Regions from separate parts of the Homo sapiens genome. Here region 1 is linked to region 2. The links are chromatin contacts, found by Hi-C or POLR2A ChIA-PET in ENCODE. All regions are on one chromosome and are shown on one strand. Each heading gives the region's core, a stretch centred on a gene start or an enhancer-like site at or near the end of the contact. The rest is flanking DNA. Distances are from core to core; before and after follow the strand shown.

Region 1 (4,349 bases), core at 651-3,150, 3.9 Mb before region 2:
GCCCCCATGACCCACACACTTCCCACTAGGCCCCACCTCCAACATTGGGGATCAATTTCAACTTCAGATTTGGAGGAATTATCCCAACTATATCAGGAGGTCATCTTGAAACTTCCAGCCCTGCTGTCTCTCCATCAGAATCCAACTGCGGAGGAACTGCCCAGCTAACCCTCAGAATCATAAGAAATAATAAATCTTAGCTGTTTTAAACCACTGAGTTTTGGAGTGAATTATGCAGCAAAAGCTGAAACCGATGGTGTCCTGCATGTCCCATAGAACTACATATAACCATTTCCCCACCTTATTCAATCTTTATTAAGGCTACTTTGGTTGCAAACATCAGAAACCAACCCCAGCCAGCTTAAACAAAAGGAAAGTGCATTAGAATGTCCCTAATGTAAGTCAAGGAACAGAAAATAAAGTTGGGAAGGGGAGAAATCATGGCGTCCGCGGACTCATTAGCAGCAGGGTATCCTGGAGTTTCCGTCCAGAAAACTGCCATTAACACAATCCCGTGCTAATGATTGGACTAGTAACTTCAAGTTTTCAGAGCAGACGGTCTGACCCGCCCCATTTGGGCCAGTAGCCGCCTCTGAATCATTTAGCTATGATGAGGTGGGCGGTGGTGGTGGGAGGCAGGATGCGGACACGTAGAAAGTAGGTGAATTCGTGGGAATCCTGACGTGGAAGCCGTGAGCGCTACTCACGGCCTGGGCTTGCTTTTTAACTGCTATATATATATTTAGATTTTCCAAAAGTTTTTTCCTTTCAAATCTTTTTGCAGCTACTGTATCAAGGCTCTTTTTTTAAGAAAGGGAAAATAGTGCAGGACCACTTCTGAAACTGTAACAAATGGGGCAACGTTGTATTCTTCTGTACAATGTAACTGGATCTGTGAAGGTTTTTATTTTTTATTTTTTATTTTTTTTGAGACGGAGTCTTGCTCTGTCGCCCAGGCTGGAGTGCAGTGGCGCAATCTAGGCTCACTGCAAGCTCCGCCTCCCGGGTTCACGCCATTCTCCTGCCTCAGGCTCCCGAGTAGCTGGGACTACAGCCGTTCACCACCACGCCGGGCTAATTCTTTTTATTTTTATTTTTTTAGTAGAGATGGGGTTTCACTGTGTTAGCCAGGATGGTCTCGATCTCCTGACCTCGTGAGCCACCCGCCTCGGCCTCCCAAAATGCTGGGATTACAGGCGTGAGCCACAGCGCTCAGCCGGATCTGTGGAGGTTTTATGAGCAAAAAGGGAAAACAGTGCGGGGCCACTTTTGAAACTGTAACAAATGGGGCAACGTTGTATACTTCTGCACAAAGTAACTGGATCTGTGAAGGTTTTATGTGTAAAAAGGGAAAAGAGTGTGGGGCCACTTTTGAAACTGTAACAAATGGGACAACTTTGTATACTTCTGCACAACGTAAGTTAATCTGTCAAGCTTTTATGTGCAAACGAATCTCTGAGCGAGTGAAATGGTTTTGATCAAAATCTAAAAGAATTTGGGGAGTGTAGATATAAAAGGGAGTTAAAGCCAGAGTAACAGGTGTTGTGAACACAGAGAGGAAGAACCGGTAGGTTTCGAGTGAGGACAGAGAGTGTCGCCCCCGGCCGCAGCCTGGGGGGGCTGCATATCTGGAGGGATCATCTCTTGCCCCTAACTGACGACTCCTGCAGAGTGACGCGTGCCTGGGACAGCGTCTGCTGGGACCAGGGTGGACGGGCACCTCAAATAAGTGGGCCAGGGACCTGGGCCTGGGCCCCTCGGACTGGCAGGCACGCCCGCACCCCCGCGCCTCGCGCTCTCTACGGAAGCAGCCGCCCCCACGGAGCGGGCGGAGGCCCGGGGGCCGGGAGCGCGCGTGGAGGCTCCGGGACTGAGGCGGCGCCACCGCCTCCCGCCTGCAGCTGGAGCGCGGGCCGCCGCGGCGACATCTTGCTCAGGAGGAAAGCGCGCGGGAGAGCGAGCTGCGCTTTAGCTGCTGCGCCACGCGCGCCTCGGGCCTGGGCGCAGAGGATCGGCCGGGCGCGGCGGGAAGGAGGTAAGGCAGCCCCGCGGGACCGCACGCCTAGCTCAGGGGACGCCTCCGGAGACCCCAGGACCACCCGATCACGGGCCCCGCCGCTCCCCTCCCTCGCTCCTCCTCCCGCTCAGCCCCAGTCTCCTGCGGTCCCCTCGCCCCAGCCCGCAGCCTCCCTGCCTTCCGCCCACTGAGCAGCCCTCCTCGGCGGCGCGCCCCTCGACCCCAGCAGCCCCGGTCCCCGCCTCTGCTCTTGGTCCCGGCCGCCGGGTGAGGCCGCCCCCGCCCCGCCCCCTCCCCGCCCTCGCCGGGACCCGCCCCCTGCTCCCGTCCGGGCGGGGCTCCGGGTTTAAACGTCGCGGCGGGCAGGGCCGGCGGAGGGGCGGGGCGGCCTCTGTGTCGTGTACCGGGTCCCGTAGGCTGCGGGCAGCGAGGAGCGGCTGGCGCTCGAGGCGGCGGACGGCACCATGTCCCCGGGGAGCGGGGTGAAGAGCGAGTACATGAAGCGCTACCAGGAGCCGCGCTGGGAGGAGTACGGGCCGTGCTACCGCGAGCTGCTGCACTACCGCCTAGGCCGCCGGCTGCTGGAGCAGGCGCACGCGCCCTGGCTCTGGGACGACTGGGGCCCGGCCGGCTCCTCGGAGGACTCGGCGTCGTCAGAGTCGTCGGGCGCCGGGGGCCCCGCACCCCGGTGCGCCCCGCCCTCGCCCCCGCCGCCCGTAGAGCCGGCGACCCAGGAGGAGGCGGAACGGCGGGCGCGCGGGGCCCCGGAGGAGCAGGACGCGGAGGCCGGGGACGCGGAGGCCGAGGACGCGGAGGACGCGGCTCTGCCAGGTACCCGGCCCGGAGGGGAGCGCGAGGGGCCTGCACGCAGGGACGGTTTGCTCTAAGCTCTGAGCAGCTGATCTCTTATTTCTTGCGCCACTCGGGGCTGGCTCTTCCTTTTTTTTTTTTCGGTTGACAGAATCCGTCTCTCTTGACAAAATAGGGAAGGTGGCAGCCTTTGCCACCCTTTATTTCCTTAATTAGGTGGCTTTCGGTCGAGCCAGCGGTGAACTCAATTGAAGCGCCGCTGGCTGAGTCTGGGGTCTTTCCTCGCGGGCCTCTGCGGCTTGGCAAACCTCTGAATCCCATCTTATTTCTTGGCGAACCACTGAGTCCCATCTGCTTATTTCTAGGCGCCCATTTTTGATCAGAGGAGCCCCAGCTTTAATCAGATTCTCAAAGGTAACCCAAAAGGTTAAGAACCACAGAGCTAAGCTTTGTCTGATGAATGGGGCCATTGTTTTCCGTATTAACTCCCCGACCTCGCTACGCTGTCCCTAAAGAATATTTTGCATTTGTTTACGTGGAGTGTTGAATAACTTGGCTGTGAGAGCATCTTTATAAGTGCTAGGGCCTCTCCCCTTCCGTCCCTCCCCATCCTCCCTCGCCTGTCCAGATCCGAAAGCGCCGGTGGCGCTGCGCGTGTTTTCAAGGCATGGCCCCTTCACCTTCTTTCCTGCCCAGAGGCTTGCAGGGCTGGGGACCCAGTTGAACGCCTCAGTACAGCCTGGAGTAACCAATGGTTCCTTCCAGATCACTGGATTTTAAAAAGGCTCGAGTGAGGAAAACATGGAAAATGTATTGGGAGCCTGTTAGACATTCAGTCACTGATCTGGGAATATGTATGTTGTCATTTAATATTCAAAACAATCCCAAAAGAGACCATGTTGTAATCTTTTTTTTTTTTTTTTTTTGAGACGGAGTCTCGCTCTGTGGCCCAGGCTGGAGCGCAGTGGCGCGATCTCGGCTCACTGCAACCTCTGCCTCCCGGATTCACGTCATTCTCCTGCCTCAGCCTCCCGAGTAGCTGGGATTACAGGCACGCGCCACCACGCCCGGCTAATTTTTGTATTTTTAGTGGAGACGGGGTTTCACCATGTTGGTCAGGCTGGTCTCAAACTCCTCACCTCGTGATCCGCCCGCCTCGGCCTCCCAAAGTGTTGGGATTACAGGAGTGAGCCACCATGCCCGGCCCTAATCTCAGTTTTATAGATGAAAAAACGGAAGCTCAGGATCAGTGACTTTATTCATTTATGTGTTTATTTTTGTTTACCCGATTGCAAGCCAATCAGACTCTTCCTGGCTTCTCTGTGAGAGGCTGAGGAGGAGATGAAATTTCGGCTATGAGCCGGGTTGCTTTGCTCTTGGTTTTACCATCTTCAGCTATTTTCAGCTCATCATCGGAGGCAGGGCTGCCTCCTCCCATCATGATGTTACTTGTGAATCCCCACAAATCCTGATGCTTCAGTGATCACTGCTAGAAATGCAAATAACAGAAGGTGGAGGGGGT
Region 2 (4,652 bases), core at 1,867-4,366:
GGCTAAAGTAACGAAAAGTCCAGAAGCCAGCGATGACAGAGATGTGTGTGGAAGAAGGCTGTGAGCATTTCCATCAAACCCTGTGAGTTTCCGAAGATCTTATCCCGAAGATATGTGTTTGGCCAATAAAACACTGAATAAAAATCCATCATGTTTCCAGAGCCAAGTCGACTTCTGCTGGGCTGGGGTGAGGCAGAGGCAGAATCAGACCTTATAAAGATGTTTTGAATAGCGGCTGTTCTGGGATCGCAGCCCAGTGACAGTGAATGCTTTCTGAGTTCTCGGATGAGAAGGAACAGAGTGACAGACTGACCATAACTGGCCACTGTGGTGTGTGCTCAGCTCCAGACCAGCACCTTATTTGGTGGGGGGAGAGGGTTCAAGGCCCCAGCGAGACAGTGAGTCCTGGTAGGGAAGGAACTCTGGCCAAGCTGCAGGCTGTGCAGTGGAGTGGGTTAGGAGGGGCCCTCGGGGAGGGAAGAACAAGGAGAGAGGGAAGTGAGAGGAAAGGAGGTTTCTCCTTCATCTAAATCCCAAGTATACACCCTTCTAAGGTCTGTTCTGGCCCTTCCCTAGGGAGTGCCTTCCCCTCTACCTGCCAGGTCCCATAGATAAGGATGTCCTCCCCTGCAGGCGCCTGGCCTCCATCACAGCATGCCCACTCTGTGCCCGCTGCAACCTCCTCTGACTCTCCCACTAGACCGGTGCCTGGTACACATGCTCCTGCGTGCATGAACATCGGTCAGCTATGGGTCCTCAAGATGACAAAACCCCCTGCTCCTGTGTCCTCACGGGGATCTGCACCAGCACTGGGCTGAACACTCTCCCTGCAATCTGTCAGTCACGTCTTCTGTAGCATTTTCTTTCTGGCAACAACGGTTGGGGTCATTAAAAGTGTCTTTGAAATGCAACCTTTTAATTACAGGAGGAATACTGCCCCTGGGAAGGGGCCTTTCTTCAAATGCTCCAGGAATTCCTTGGCCAATACACTCCAGGGGGAACACAGCCCAAAACGGGCCTGTGGCTGTGATCAGACCCAGGCATCCTGTCAAAACAGGAGCCTGGGAAGGGGAAGCTCAGGGAAGGAAAGGGGCTCCTCTTGGGAAGAGCAGGGGTGCTGGAGGAAGAAACCCACCCAGTCCCCTTTGGGCCTAACTTAAGATATGCTCACCGGCTCTCTAGCACGCAGTTTTCCCCAGGAGGTCCCTTGGCCATGACCCAAAGTTAGGAACTAGGGGTCTGCGGACGCCTCCTCCTCCCATATCAGAATATGCTCTCCACCGCCTGCACGGTGGCATTGGCTTTCTGGAGCTTTAGGGCCAGCAGGGGCAGCAACCATCTTCCCACGTGTCTCAGGCTGACTGCACACAGCTCCTCTCTTTGTTTTCAGAAGCCAAAAAGAGCCAGGCAGGCCAAAGCGGGAAAAGGGGGGGCTTCTAGGAAACACCTGGGGTGGCTGGGCAGAGGTGAGATGTGACCCTGGCTAGCCTGAGGGCTCCCTGTGGCTTTCGATGGCCAGCCTGTGATAAAGCCCTGAGAACTCCATCTCCTGTGATTTTCCTGGGGTACTGATTTTCCCCTCCCTGGGAGTCTAGGTGTTTGTTTATAATATCCAAGAATGCTAATTGAGATCAAAGTGACTCTGAAGTTCACCCTGGGGGTGCTGCAGTCTGAAAGGTGTTTTGCAAAGACACGATCTTGGTTAGCCCTTCCCTGGCGCTATGCTGCAGGAAGCTTCTCACAGGGAATAGTCCACACTGTAATCTACCTCAGGCAGGTGTGCTGCTGGGAAACTCAGTTAATGATGTCTAATCTTTAAGAGCCATGGGAAACTCAGGAAGACCTAGCTGGACAGATACTACTCAGACATTTTCTCAAATAAGTGTGGCAGAGCCACTCCTCATCTGGTTCTTCCAGTCTTAGTTACCTGCCGAGCCAGGTGTGGCAGGTGTCAGGTACAGGGATCTGGGAGCTCAGAGAGCAGTAGCAGGAGCTTTAGGCTTCAGTTTTTTCTCCCACTTGATGGCCCCAGACGCCTTGGTGAAGTGAAATGCTCCCTGCCTGGGGCTCCAGGATGCCTTCGAGTGACTGCCTTAAGGTTATTGTGTTTTCTTGTGGCTACGCCAGGATGTTCTGCTTCACCAAGCATTTCCATCCTCAATCGTCATGTCCCTACTGAAACTCTGTGTTCTCTTCTCAAGCAATTTTCTGGTAAAAACATTTTCCTGGCTAGCCTGTAAGCATTGCTGTCTAGCTTTTGTGTTAGCACTGATTCAGATGGCCACTACCCACTCTGTGCAGCAGACTTTCAAGACCAAGCAGACTGATAGGCAGGCAGGAGGGTGGAGTTCTCTACCTGCTGGAATGCCCTGAGGCCCAGAGAAGGGATGGACAGGGCATCAGTGTCTCTCCCGTGTCTCTCTTGCCTTCAACCACTGACTCACCCATGTTGTTTCTCACTTAAGTTAAAACACACAGAGGGGCTGTTCTTAGAGAAAGTCTAACTCGGCTGGGCGTAGTGGCTCACGCTTACAATCCAGCACTTTGGGAGGCCGAGGCAGGCAGGTCATCTGAGGTCAGGAGTTTCAGACCAGCCTGGCCAACATGGTGAAACCCCGTCTCTACTAAAAATACAAAAATTAGCTGGGCATGGTGGCGCACACCTGTAGTCCCAGCTATTCAGGAGGCTGAGGCAGAGAATCGCTTGAACCTGGCAGGCAGAGGTTGCAGTAAGCAGAGATCACCATTGCACTCTAGCCTAGGTAACAAGATCGAAACTGTCTTAAAAAAAAAAAAGTCTAACTCTACTTTTGATCAAATTGTATTCTTGCAAACAATTTTGCAAGAAATTGATTGTCTCATTTTGATGCCATGATGACATTTTGGGAAATGTTTCCAAGTTGTTACAGTTTTCTAGCTGCCAGGACCTGGGTGCTTCCTGTGGCAGACAAAGGGTGACTCCGCGCATAGGGTGCCAAGAGGGAGGGCTCCACTCCATTCTGAACTTTTACACATCAGCCTCCTGCAAGATAAGCTTCCTGGTTTTCATATTACAACATGAACCAAACCGCAGAGGTTATGACTTCTCTGTGTTTTAAGCCCTGCCCACTTCCTGCTCACGTGCCTGGTCTGCAACGACCATTTATTTCAGGATGTGAAGTCAAAAGCAAAGCCCAAACAATAGTGAGCGGCTTCTGAGCCAAGCTCGTCAGCCTGCTAACCCACTCAGAACTGCCCCATCTTCAACATGAACAAGTGCTTCTGGAACAAATACCAGCCAATTTCACACAGTCCAGGCCTTTGACATGAAATACGGATCAGCTCTACATTTATGCACGACAATGTCGATTTGTTATCTGTTGGAGTGATTGTATACCTTCGGTGGTAGAACTGAGGTTCCCAGGGGAGCTATTAAGAAAAAAGCTTTTCTGGCACGGGTGCGGTGGCTCACGCCTGTAATCCCAGCACTTTGGGAGGCCAAGGCTGGTAGATCACCTGAGGTCAGGAGTTCGAGGCCAGCCTGGCCAACATGGTGAAACCCCATCTCTACTAAAAATACAAAAATTAGTTGGGCGTGATGGCGCATGCCTGTAATCCCAGCTACTTGGGAGGCTGAGGCAGGAGAATTGCTTGAACCTGAGAGGCAGAGATTGCAGTGAGCCAAGATCGAGCCACTGCACTCCAGCCTGGGTGACAGAGCAAGACTCCATCTCAAAAAAAAAGAAAGAAAGAAAGAAAGAGTTTTTCTGGCTAGGTGTGGTGGCTTATGCCTGTAGTCTCAGCTACTTGGGAGGCTGAGGTGGGAGGATTGCTTGAGCTGGGGGAGTTTGAGGCTGCAGTGAGCTATCACACCACTGCACTCCAGCATGGGTGACAGAGCAAGACCCTGTCTCGGGGGAGAAAAAAAAATGCAAATGCTTTCCTGACAGAACTAAGAGAGTTTGGAACTAGGGTTCTATAAAGTCAGCCCTGGTGTGGGACTTCTGTTATTACAGAGAGTACAGAAAGTGTCCTAAAAGGACAGCTGGGTGGCTGGGCATGGTGGCTCACATCTGTAATCCCAGCACTTCGGGAGCAGAGGTAGGCGGATCACCTGAGGTCAGGAGTTCGAGACCAGACTGGCCAACATGGTGAAACCCTATCTCTACTAAAAATACAGAATTAGCTTGGCATGGTGGTGCATGCCTGTAATCCCAGCTACTTGGGAGGCTGAGGCAGGAGAATCATTTGAACCCAGGAGGTGGAGGTTGCAGTAAGCTGAGATTGCACCATGGCACTCCAACCTGGCCAAAAAGAGCGAAACTCCATCTCAAAAAAAAAAAAAAAAAAAAAAAAAAAAAAGACAGCTGGCCAAACAGCAATAGGCTGATCATGTGTATTTAGCGCACATGGGCACAGCCCATGGCACCAAGGGGGACATCGAGGTCACAGATGAAAAGACTTGCTCTCATAGTGCTTACAGTTTATGAGCCAACAGCCACGTTAAGCAACAGCCTTCACTGGATATATAATTAGGGGTGGGGTAGACACTTTCTACACCAAAGACAACTCTTTAGGCTCCAGATGGGATTCCGGCTGCTCCTGACTGGTCTCTCTTAGTCCTTCATACATCACACACCGTGGACTCTGAGTTACACGCCACTGGTCTCTCT

The links. A loop is a pair of places that touch in the nucleus more often than their neighbours do. ChIA-PET counts read pairs that join two places held with the same protein, here RNA polymerase II (POLR2A). Pooled maps may share reads with other maps.
Region 1: a pooled map shows a loop between it and region 2 (2.9-fold over the local background). The contact joins the promoter of CCSAP here to the enhancer-like site in region 2. A Hi-C loop is called at or near these places in 1 of 168 maps with a recorded cell type or tissue (CD14-positive monocyte) and 2 of 50 pooled maps. POLR2A ChIA-PET finds 5 or more read pairs at or near these places in 1 of 52 experiments (activated naive CD4-positive, alpha-beta T cell).

The regions. Positions count from the first base shown.
Region 1 is chr1:229,340,598-229,344,946 of GRCh38, reverse strand. CCSAP (centriole, cilia and spindle associated protein) reads left to right here and starts at 1,900. Exons shown (of 4, transcript NM_145257.5): 1 at 1,900-2,035; 2 at 2,434-2,848. The coding sequence starts at 2,482. RefSeq lists silencers at 451-745, 1,592-2,451, 2,652-2,851.
Region 2 is chr1:225,443,500-225,448,151 of GRCh38, reverse strand. It overlaps LINC02765 (long intergenic non-protein coding RNA 2765), which reads left to right. Exons shown (of 3, transcript NR_187303.1): 3 at 1-148. Among named protein-coding and RNA genes, the nearest start is that of LBR, 18 kb to the right of the region's middle. RefSeq lists enhancers at 320-879, 880-1,440, 1,441-2,001, 2,897-2,946, 3,447-3,516 and a cis regulatory region at 2,803-3,342. Within about 2 kb of position 3,116, at least 31 of the 41 ENCODE cell types and tissues checked have a DNase peak (open chromatin) inside an H3K27ac peak, as active enhancers do; they include CD14-positive monocyte, where a contact is called at or near this core.